3 separate regions of the Homo sapiens genome follow, and regions 1 and 2 are each linked to region 3. The links are chromatin contacts, found by Hi-C or POLR2A ChIA-PET in ENCODE. All regions are on one chromosome and are shown on one strand. The core of a region is the stretch at or near the end of the contact, and the rest is flanking DNA. Distances in the headings are between cores, read along the strand shown.

Region 1 (3,475 bases), core at 898-3,397, 35 kb before region 3:
TGGGCCACGACGCTGCCTTCATTTAGGAGACGAGACAGAATTTAAAGGAAAGCACTGATTGCTGGAAAAGCAACAGAGAATTAAAACAAAATTTGCAATCTCAATTGGAATTTCTGATTTACTCTTGGGGCCACCTGAGAAGCAATGTGTGACACAAATCAACAACAACAGCAAAGAAATGAAGATCAGATAGATTCCTTTCTACTTGCTCTTTCACTTTTCTAAATGATGCCGGAGGATGCTACATCACATGAGACAGAGCAAAGTTGCTGGAGCCACTCTCTCAAGAGGACTCTGGGGCTGGAAACAATTGTGTCTTGTTCCCTGACACAGTCTTGGGAAACAAAGCCCATGGATTAAGTAAACTCACCCAATGATCCCATCCTGGGCAAAAAGAGAATGATTCCAGCATGCAGACCCTCAGTATTCCCATAGCAAGTGACCTCTGCCCATTAAACAAACAATAGCACAGCCTAACACTCGATTGTTTTGAATGTTTCTGAAGCCTTTGCTTCATTCCCAAAACACTAGAAAGTATCACTGCAGAGGATTAAAAGCATTCATTGATTATGGAATGTAGACATTACAATAAAAAGAGACTCTAGAAATTTAATTTTGTGAAGAAATGCAAGATTCTCATTAATTTAATTAGAACATAAATAACATCAAGCATAGCTAATAAAGTTCAACATGATTTGATTTGCATGAGGCTCTATTAATGTAAGAAGTAAAGTGATATTTGCAAACTCTCAGAAAGCTGGACAGTTGGAATGGTTTCCTAAACAGCTATCTATTAGGCTACACAAAACTTGGTTTTTCTTTCCATATGTTACACATCATGAGAATTACACAAATCTATGACAGGGACAAAAGTGTTCCTGGACCACTGGAGGGAAGAGCCTGGGAACTGAGGATTCCAGGAGACCCGTCTTCCTCTTCATATTCTCCTCTTGTCCATCAGTTTAGGAGCCAGGCTAAAGCTGAGGCATCTTAAAATTTCGGAATGGGAAGGAAAAATAACATTAGCTACCCTGGAGGCTGTGGAAATAAATGCATCTGAATGCAAAGGACAGTGACTTGCAGGCTGCCTGAGATCCAATAAAAGCCTCATCAGAAGTAGCTGTCAATCACTCTAACATGTATGGCTGGTTCCAATAATTCTACCAGTCAAGATAATAAAATTTCAGAACACTAAATCAGCTCACAGCAAACCAGTTAAAAATATTTTGTGATCGCCGTGACCACCATGGTGGTCTAATACCCTGGGTTATATGTTTTAATAGAAAACACAAATGAGGCCGGGCGCGGTGGCTCACGCCTGTAATCCCAGCACTTTGGGAGGCCGAGGCGGGCGGATCACGAGGTCAGGAGATCGAGACCATCCCGGCTAAAATGGTGAAACCCCGTCTCTACTAAAAATACAAAAAATTAGCCGGGCGTGGTGGCGGGCGCCTGTAGTCCCAGCTACTCGGGAGGCTGAGGCAGGAGAATGGCGTGAACCCGGGAGGCGGAGCTTGCAGTGAGCCGAGGTCACGCCACTGCACTCCAGCCTGGGCGACAGAGCGAGATTCCGTCTCAAAAAAAAAAAAAAAAAAAAAAAAAGAAAACACAAATGATTCCATTCTTGGAAGAGTCTATCAGTTAGCACTTTGAGAAGACAGTCAGCCCTGAGTGCCCTGCCTCTCTTTCATTTCCTTTCCTAAGTACTGGAACCTCAGTCACAAAAGAAAACCAATATTTAAGTCAACAGACATACATTTAAAATTATTTCGCTGATGTGACTATGAATTTTACTTATAAAACAAGGACGTGCTGAATAGTTCACAGTATTTTTGGTGTGTTCATTTCAAGCATCTTGAACTGCTCTTTTCCTCAGCTTCCGTGTCCCAACACTGCCCAGATTTGCCCTCTCCATCTTCAACTACTTTTTTCCAGTCTCCTTTTTAGACTTGTCTGCCCTCCCCAGTTTCCAATACCTCGATACTCTCTTCTCATCTTCTCCTCCTTTTCTTCTAGGCTGTCTCATCCGTGCCCTCAATTCCCACCTCTCTACAGATGACTCAGCAACTTACCTTTAGTTTATCCTTAGTTCAGACTTCTCCTCCAAGCTCCAGACCCATCTAAAAGCCTTCATGGCCAGGTGCGATGGCTCATGCCTGTAATCACAGCACTTTGAGAGGCCGAGGTGGGCGGATCACTTGAGGTCAGGAAATCATGACCAGCCTGGCCAACATGGTGAAACCCCGCCTCTACTAAAAATACAAAAATTATCTGGGCGTGGTGGTGCATGCCTGTAATCCCAGCTACTCAGGAGGCTGAGGCAGGGGAATTGCTTGAACCCGGGAGGTGGAAGTCTCAATGCGCCAAGATCACCCAACTGCACTCCAGCCTGAGCGACAAGAGCGAAACTCTGTCTCAAATAAATAAATAAATAAAAGCCTATGTGACATTTACCCTTAAGACATTCTAAACACATCTCCAATACATCTAAAGTTGAATTCATTGTAGCCTCTCTACCACATAGTCGCCCTGGAATGCTTCTAATCTCAGTGAATGACATCACCGCCCAATTATGCAAGTCAGAAACCTAGTGATTATCTTGCTTACCTCTCTCTTAGCCTCCGCTTCTAATACATTATCAACTCTTGTCAATTTTATTTCCATCTCTGATAAGCACTACCCACATACAGGCTACCATCATCTCTCATCTGAACCACCACGGTAGGAAGATCTAGGGTACAGTTCAGAGAAAGCAATCAGGCAGGAAAACCAGTAAGTTTTATTGTTTGAGACAGGGCCTCAGTCTGTCACCCAGGCTGGAGTGCACTGGCGCAATCTCAGCTCAATGCAACCTCGACTTCCCAGGCTCAGGTGATTCTCCCACCTCAGTCTCCCAGGTAGCTGGAACCACAGGCAAGTGCCACCACATCGGGTTAATTTTTGTATTTTTTGTAGAGACGGGTTTTCACCATGTTGCCCAGGCTGGTCTCAAACTCCTGGGCTCAAGCAATTCACCCACCTCAGCCTCCCAAAGGGCTGGGGTTATAAGCATGAGCCACCGTGCTGGGCCACCAAGAAGTTTTAAGAAGGCAAATTGACTGGATTAAGAAAATGTGGCACATATACACCATGGAATACTATGCAGTCATAAAAAAGGATGAGTTCATGTCCTTTGTAGGGATGTGGATGAAGCTGGAAACCATCATTCTCAGCAAACTATTGCAAGGAAAAAAAAACAAACACCGCATGTTCTCACTCATAGGTGGGAACTGAACAATGAGAACACTTGGACACAGGAAGGGGAACATTACACACCGGGGCCTGTCATGGGGTGGGGGAAGTGGGGAGGGATAGCATTAGGAGATATACCTAATGTAAATGACGAGTTATTGGGTGCAGCACACCAACATGGCACATGTATATATATGTAACAAACCTGCACCTTGTGCACATGTATATATATGTAACAAACCTG
Region 2 (3,663 bases), core at 1,164-3,663, 64 kb after region 3:
AGAAAAGCCTCAATAATTTACCTAAAACATCTTTCTAGAAAATAAACACAGCCATGCAAAATAATCCCGTTTGGAGGAATAACTAGTCACAATTCCATAAATCTATCTGCTTTATTCCCAATAATCAAGTAATCCTCATTAGGGTGCATAGGTTGCTAACATAAAGCTATTGGCACAGGGGGTTCACAGAGTTTTCCAAATATATAAACGTTAGCATGGTGATTAGTACAACTACATTTTTTATAAAAACTGTGCAGTGCATGTAAAATGTGTGTTTGATTTGAACTACTTTTTCTAACTATTCTTTTCTAAGTTATTTAACATAAGATATATTTGTTTACTATTAGAAAAAAATCTTTGATTAAGAGGAATAATAAAATTCGTGTAAGAAAAAAAGAACAAGATTGTTAAGGGAAATGCAACAGGAAGAGATACAGACAATCCTGAAATACACAATAGAATAACTAAACTCATTATAAACTCCTATCTTTGAAGAATTTAGGAATAATTTGTGAATGCCATGACATTTTAAAGTGGGATTAGCAAGTCTTATTACTGAACTAACCTCTCACTCTTAGATCAAGAATTAAATATTTACTCTGCATTTAGAATTACAAATCCAAACTTTCAGGGCTCATACAAGAATTTTATATATTAAGATATACATGCTCGAAGTTTTAGATAATTAAAAGTGTATTAAGGAATGCACAAAGCAAGATTGTTGAATTTATAAAATCTTGTTTTAATTGAAATATTAAAATAGATAATTATTATTACACAGTTGCTCTTAATTCTAAAGTCAGTCTGTTCTCAATATATTAATACATAAAGACTACAAATACTTCTCCAAGTAGGCAGTGGGGAAAAAGGGATATGCGTCATTATTTTAAAGAAATTCACTAAGGGATCAAATCACCAAGTTCTGTTCAGTTACAATACCATCTTTTGGGATACTCTTCCAAGCTTTCCAGAGATGCCATATCCACCTTTTTTCTTTTGACAAGAGAAGGGAAAGGTAATGCCTCAACATATGTCTATTTCTAGTGAAAAGACCACCCAGTGGATTCTGCCAGAGTCTACCAATGTTTGACAAAATACATTGTCAGAAGATAAGAAATAGAGCATGATGAAGAGACAGTCCTGTTCTCGGGCATCCCAGCCGTCTGGGGCCCTGTAAAAAGTCTAGGACAGCTCTCAGCCTTTCATTTCCATTGCACCTCCTCACACGTACCTGGAAACTTTTCTCTACCTCCAAATTACAGTGACTTGGGGAAACACACGTGTGTGATGTATTACACGGTACAAGTACTTGTTACCCTCTCTCTACAATAAAAATTAACAAGTTACCACTCCAGCTACCTTAAAGGTGAGGCAGTAAGAATGGAATCCAAGCTGCATAGTAAGATGCTCAGCAAAGATCAATCAGACACAACCCGCCTCAACCTAAAATACGTGAAGCTCTTTGTAATCGGTTGTAAAACACGAGAGGGACTTAGAATCTCAGTTGCAGGCTCATAAATTCGTAATTTTTGAAACGCCCAGCTCAGGATATTTTGTGTGTGTTTCCAACCCCATCCAGAGTTTCCCGATCAAGTTTCAGCCGTGATCCACCACTCCCCACGCTACCCCTCGCCCCGCACTCTCCCTCCTTCACTCCTTTTCAACTTGGCTCCCTGATCGCTGCAGAAGCCTTCTGTCCCCTGCCTGCCCCGGAAAGCGGTGACATCCCGGGGCTTTCCGCTCGCTGGAAGCCCCCCAGGATCCTGTTAAGACGCCCCCGCAGAAGACGCGGGGCCTCGCCACACATCGGGGGCCGAAGAGGACCTGGCGGGCTCCCCTCCCCGCCCCCACTGGGCGCCCAGCCTCCGGACTGCCTTCCTCAGGGACCCCGGGGCTCCCCAGTACGGGGGCGCGGCGCCTGGCTCCCCGGGCGAGAGGCGCCGGCGAAGTTCCCACCTGAGCCGGCGGCCGGAGGTGGCTGGCGCGAGGGCGGGGCGGGGACGGGGAGGCCGGACCGTGGAGAGAATCCGCGCGCTGAGAAGATGTCCCCGCGTCCGCCGCCTCCCGGGGCCACGCGCCGTCCCAGCTCGCGCCCGCCAGCTCCCGGCGCCGCGGCCCGGCACTAGGACCCCATAAAGGAAGGAGGGCGCGCCGGCGGCGGCGCCGCACTTACCGCGCTCGGCTCGCCCGCGCCGCCGGCTCGCTCCCCGGCAGCAGCCGCCGCGTCCGCCCGAGCCGCGCGCACACCGCGCCGGGCCAAATTCAAAGGAGCCGGGCGCGGGGGAGGGGGGCCCCGCCGAGGGAGCGGGGAGCGGGCGCCGGCGGGGCGGGGGCGGGGAGGGGGCGCGAGTGTTACAACTTCCTTCCCTGCCCGCCCCCGGCCGCGCGGCCCGGGGACGCGGGAGGGGAGGGCGCCCGCGCGCCAATGAGTTCACTTTCTTTCTCTCCCCCGCGCTCCCCCTCTCCCCGCCCGCCGGCCCCTCCAGCCTCCTCCAAGGCGGCGGACCAGGCCGGGCCGGAGTTTTCGGGGTTCAGCCCGCGAGCGGGAGGACCGGGGAGGCGAGGGAGGAGGAAGGCGAGAAGGGCCAGGTGAGGAGGCCCGCGGGACGCCCGGCCAGGGAGCGGCATCCAGGACCGTAATTGTGCGGCGGGGGACGCGCCGGGCCGAGTGTGCCCGAGCCCGGGCGCGTACACGTGTCCGTGTGTGTGTGTGTGTGTGTGTGTGCGGGAGTGTGCGAGGGAGAGGAGGAGAGGAGAGGAGCCTACCATGCGCTTCCCCCGGTGCAGATCGCGGGAGAGCCCAATCACGGGGCGAGCTGGACCTGGCTGTGATCATTTATAATCCTTGACTCCTCCGCTCCGCCACTTGTCAAGATGACAGGTACTTTATTTCTTCTTCTTCTTTATTCAAAAAAAGAGATTCCCCGTTTACTGCCTTTTTCTGTCAAATGGGATTTGCCGGACTGAACCACGTTCGCCGCCCCTCCCTCCTTCCCTCCTCCCGGCCGCGTCGGGTTCGGGAAAGCACCGAGGCTCCCATGCTGTGACCAATCAGTGCCTTTACTACTCTCGCCGTGATTTAGGGGTCATCCGTGAATAACACTTCACGCTGATGAATGGCTCTTGCCGGCTTTCGGCTCTGATGAGGGGTCTGCCCGCCGCCGATTGAAAACACTAATGAACTTACTGCGCCATTTGAAATTCACACGCACCAACAAAATGGGGGTACGTGCGTGGGGGTCTGTCCTTTTCTGCTGCGGGTGGCGGGGAGGCGGCCCTGGGGGAGGGGGCGGGTAATTGCTTTGGACTTAAGTGGAAACACTTCTCTGTGTAATCAAACCTCTAACCTTCTTAGAAAACTACTTTTCTTGATCTTCCGTAGGGTGGGCATTTCAGGTCAGCTGAGTCACCCGAGGAGGTGGCAGTGCAAGACACTGCCGGGAAGACGGATTCCGAGGCAGAAGGGTGTAATTAAGGATTTCCACCCCCGGTAGGCGGCCCGTCCTTTGCAGAGCCTCTGAAAATGACCCGCGCCTTCCTTTCCACAGTGTTCTTTCGTCCGAGACCGAAAAGCGCAAATGACCTTTGGACAGGGAAGGGAGGCAGTAAACACTCAGACTTCCTTACCAGCCCCTGGTGGGCACTGCAGCAGAACAATTGTCT
Region 3 (3,253 bases), core at 295-2,794:
ATTGAATACCCATCAGTACCCCCACGGGCTGCTATGTTCGTGCACCTTCAGATTCCATCTACCTCTCAAAGCCCCAGACTCCTACCCCAGGCAAGGTCCTATTCAGCTACTGTACTCCCAAGCCCAGTTAATACCCCCATCAAATGGTAACAGACGCATTTACACAATTACTAACTGTGCCTGAAGAATTCTCCCAGGCCACCAGGTAATGTTTCTTCAAGAACTTTACTCGGCTATACCTTAAGACCTTAAGATATATCGGCAAAGAGGAGCTATTCTGGTGCGAAGGGGGCTCCTAGCAGTGTCAAAGGACAAGCAGAGGTTTAGGACAGCAAAGACTGGGTCTGCCAGCAGGAGTCTTGGCAGCCTTTGAGTGTAGCTTTGATCTAGTGGTGGGGACGGGAGCTCTACTGCATGAGCATGCACAGTGGGGCCACACGCACACAAGGTGCCTGGGAAGCACCTGCCTTGAGTGTGGGGGATGGGATGGGAGGTAGAGCATGGCAGTGTCAAAACAACGATTTTTTTTTTTTTTTTAAAGAGGGACAGCTGGGCTGGATGCGGTGGCTCACGCCTGTAATCCCAGCACTTTGGGAGGCCAAGGAGGGTAGATCACTTGAGGTCAGGAGTTCGAGACCAGCCTGACCAACGTGGTGAAACCCCGTTGCTACTAAAAATACAAAAATTGGCCGGGCATGGTGCCGCGCACCTGTAATCCCAGCTACCTGGGAGGCTGAGGCAGGAGAATGGCTTGAACGCAGAGGCGGAGGTTGCAGTGAGCTGAGACTGTGCCACCGCACTCCAGCCTGGGCGACAAGGGCGAAACTCCATCTCAAAAAAAAAAAAACAAAAAAAAAGAGGGACAGCTGAGCCCATGTGAATGTGAAGGCTGAATTGAAGGACGTCATGGAAAGTGACAGCTGGATTTCCAAAAGATAGGAAATATACTTTGACCACTAAACCAACGTTGCAACAGAGGCAAGCACAGGTTTGATCAGATGAGCCTGAGAACCTCTGGTGGAGTCTGGGCTCTGCAGGTCTAAGAGGCCACCGCAGTGACATGAAATCAGCTGCTCCCAAGAACACACTTTGAGCAAAGCCCCCTTCTAGGACATACTATGGTCCTGTGGGCCAAATCCAGCCTGCTGCCTACTTTTATATGGCCCTTGAGCTCAGAATGGTTTTTGATAAGAAATGCTACCTTTGAACTCTAATTAGGCAAAATGTCAACTCTCCCCCACAACAATCCATTCTTCTCATTAGTAGACCTGTATTACATTTAAAAAGTATACCCTTTCATTACTACTATATTAAAATTTTGTCAGTAAAATGTGTGGAAATGTGTGGAATACTTTCACACTATTCTTAATTTGTACTCCTGGCCTGCAAAGCCTAAAATACTATCTGTCCCTTTACGGAAATTGTTTGCTGACTCCTGCCCTAGAGTCTTCATGAGAAGTAATTGTTGCTCTTGAGATGAGAGAAACACAGGCAGATTCCCAGAAAGTGAATCATGAGCATATTCATAGAAACTGACGTGTTAAGGTACATTCAGATCTGGCATCTGACTTCTTAATGGGGTGATTACCCAGTGCTTTTTATTATTTTGAAAAGTCAAGTTCTTTTACTTCTCACAAATACTTAACATCATAAAGCATTTATAAAGTACAAAGTCTCCTGCTAGAAAAAGGCATGTTGGACATTAACTCTGTGCTTAAGCAGCTTGCATTATTAAAAAATATCTACAACAGAAAGGGAAAGGCCAACTCTCTTTTGCAACACTTACATTTTTAAGGCTTATGAAACTGACAAAACTTCTGAGGAAACACACGACTTCAAGGACATTCTCTTGTAAATTACAGCAACAGCAGCAGCAGCATTTTTAACCAGATGACCATTTGAGATAACTTAAACTGCTGGAAAGGTATTTTAAGCACAGCTGTGATGCCAAAAGAAGGTACCAAAGGCAGAGCTTTGGTAGAACACAATACATTACAAAAGATGAAAGTCTAAAGTGATGACAATAATAAATTCCTGTTTTCCAGAAAATCGGCATTTTTAGGAGTTCTAAAGTTAATGCACTTAAAATACTTTTGATCATATTTTTCCCAAGCTTTTACATATTAAGAAATTTTCAGACACCCAAAATTTGCTTTATAAGTAGTTCTTAGAAAGACTAAAGGAGCTGTATAGTTATTTTAAAATCCACCCTAAGTGATGTGTAAGTTACTTAGCTGGCAGCTTCAATTTGTAATATGCACTCCCCAAAAAAGCAGGGGGAGCATCAGCTATAATTTTAATAACAGCTCTGCCCCGCCACATATCTTTTTGCATGGGCTGGGAAGCATGCTCACCCTGTGCTAAGAGCTTAAGCTTTGGAGTCCTGTTTAGATAAAGCACTTACATTTAAAAATGAAGTAAATAACTTAATGTGTAAGTAGAAAAAGCTCCCAGCTTAGTTATAAAATATGACATACCAAGTGAACCTAGAGCTGCCTAAATAAGTGTTTTACATTTTCCAGCAGGCTGAACTATGAAAAGCAACTAGAGGACATTCTCCCCCTTGAAGATAATCACTTTTATTGTTGCCGGGTCAAAGATTCAGATTCCACGCAGCAACCTCTGACTAAAGAACAGCAAGTCCTTTCAGGTCAGAAAGTCCAATATGCAGCCCCCTCAGAAGCATAGCATAATAGTCCTAAAATAACAAGCATACATGTAGCTTTCTTAATTTGCCCTGCTGGGTTCCTGTAATAAGTACTTAACAACTGTAGGCTCTGAGCAGCTCAGCAGACATCAACAAGACCATTTGCCAGATGATTTAGCAAACAAATTTCCGAGCATCTCATGCTTATGTTGAGTGCGTGACATTAGCAAACATGCAGGGACTTAGAGATAATAATAGTAGATAGGAATTTTACAAATTAAAAAGAGAGAGAAAGAAAGAACGGGAATTTTGAAGTCTAGAGAATTTAGGCTGATATGCCAAATTCTCTGGCTAGAATGAAGTCCCCCAGATGAATACTCAGTAACTTCTGCTAATTTTTTACTCCTTGAGCAAATAATCTGAAATTGAGTTATTGGGAAGGGACAAAAACTCTGGAATGACTTCCAGGGGAGGAAGAAAAGAATAGAAACCACCTTATTTTTTAGCACAAGTAACTGACATGAAGCAAGCACAAAACACGAAAGGTTCTCAGTAAATATTTATTGAATGAATGACTCCATGTCTATGACACGCATGAGGAATTGA

Evidence for each region. Hi-C counts contacts between places; a loop is a spot of excess contacts on that map. ChIA-PET counts read pairs that join two places held with the same protein, here RNA polymerase II (POLR2A). Pooled maps may share reads with other maps.
Region 1: a map of Caco-2 shows a loop between it and region 3 (5-fold over the local background). The contact joins the promoter of TENM3 here to the enhancer-like site in region 3. A Hi-C loop is called at or near these places in 4 of 168 maps with a recorded cell type or tissue (Caco-2, mesothelial cell of epicardium, prostate gland and 1 more). POLR2A ChIA-PET finds 5 or more read pairs at or near these places in 2 of 52 experiments (Caco-2 and MCF 10A).
Region 2: a map of prostate gland shows a loop between it and region 3 (4-fold over the local background). The contact joins the promoter of TENM3-AS1 here to the enhancer-like site in region 3. A Hi-C loop is called at or near these places in 6 of 168 maps with a recorded cell type or tissue (Caco-2, MCF 10A, gastrocnemius medialis and 3 more) and 1 of 50 pooled maps. POLR2A ChIA-PET finds 5 or more read pairs at or near these places in 4 of 52 experiments (H1, HEK293T, MCF 10A and 1 more).

The regions. Positions count from the first base shown.
Region 1 is chr4:182,242,074-182,245,548 of GRCh38, reverse strand. It overlaps TENM3 (teneurin transmembrane protein 3), which reads right to left and starts at 2,147. Exons shown (of 28, transcript NM_001080477.4): 1 at 2,073-2,147.
Region 2 is chr4:182,143,265-182,146,927 of GRCh38, reverse strand. TENM3-AS1 (TENM3 antisense RNA 1) reads left to right here and starts at 2,413. Exons shown (of 5, transcript NR_125905.1): 1 at 2,413-2,589; 2 at 2,788-2,881; 3 at 3,084-3,225; 4 at 3,383-3,490. It also overlaps a transcript of TENM3 not described here. RefSeq lists an enhancer at 1,168-2,156.
Region 3 is chr4:182,206,567-182,209,819 of GRCh38, reverse strand. It overlaps LOC105377572 (a long non-coding RNA gene), which reads left to right. Exons shown (of 3, transcript XR_007058400.1): 3 at 1-3,253. It also overlaps a transcript of TENM3 not described here. Among named protein-coding and RNA genes, the nearest start is that of TENM3, 35 kb to the left of the region's middle. RefSeq lists an enhancer at 603-1,104 and a silencer at 2,179-2,378. Within about 2 kb of position 1,544, at least 2 of the 41 ENCODE cell types and tissues checked have a DNase peak (open chromatin) inside an H3K27ac peak, as active enhancers do; they include mammary epithelial cell, where a contact is called at or near this core.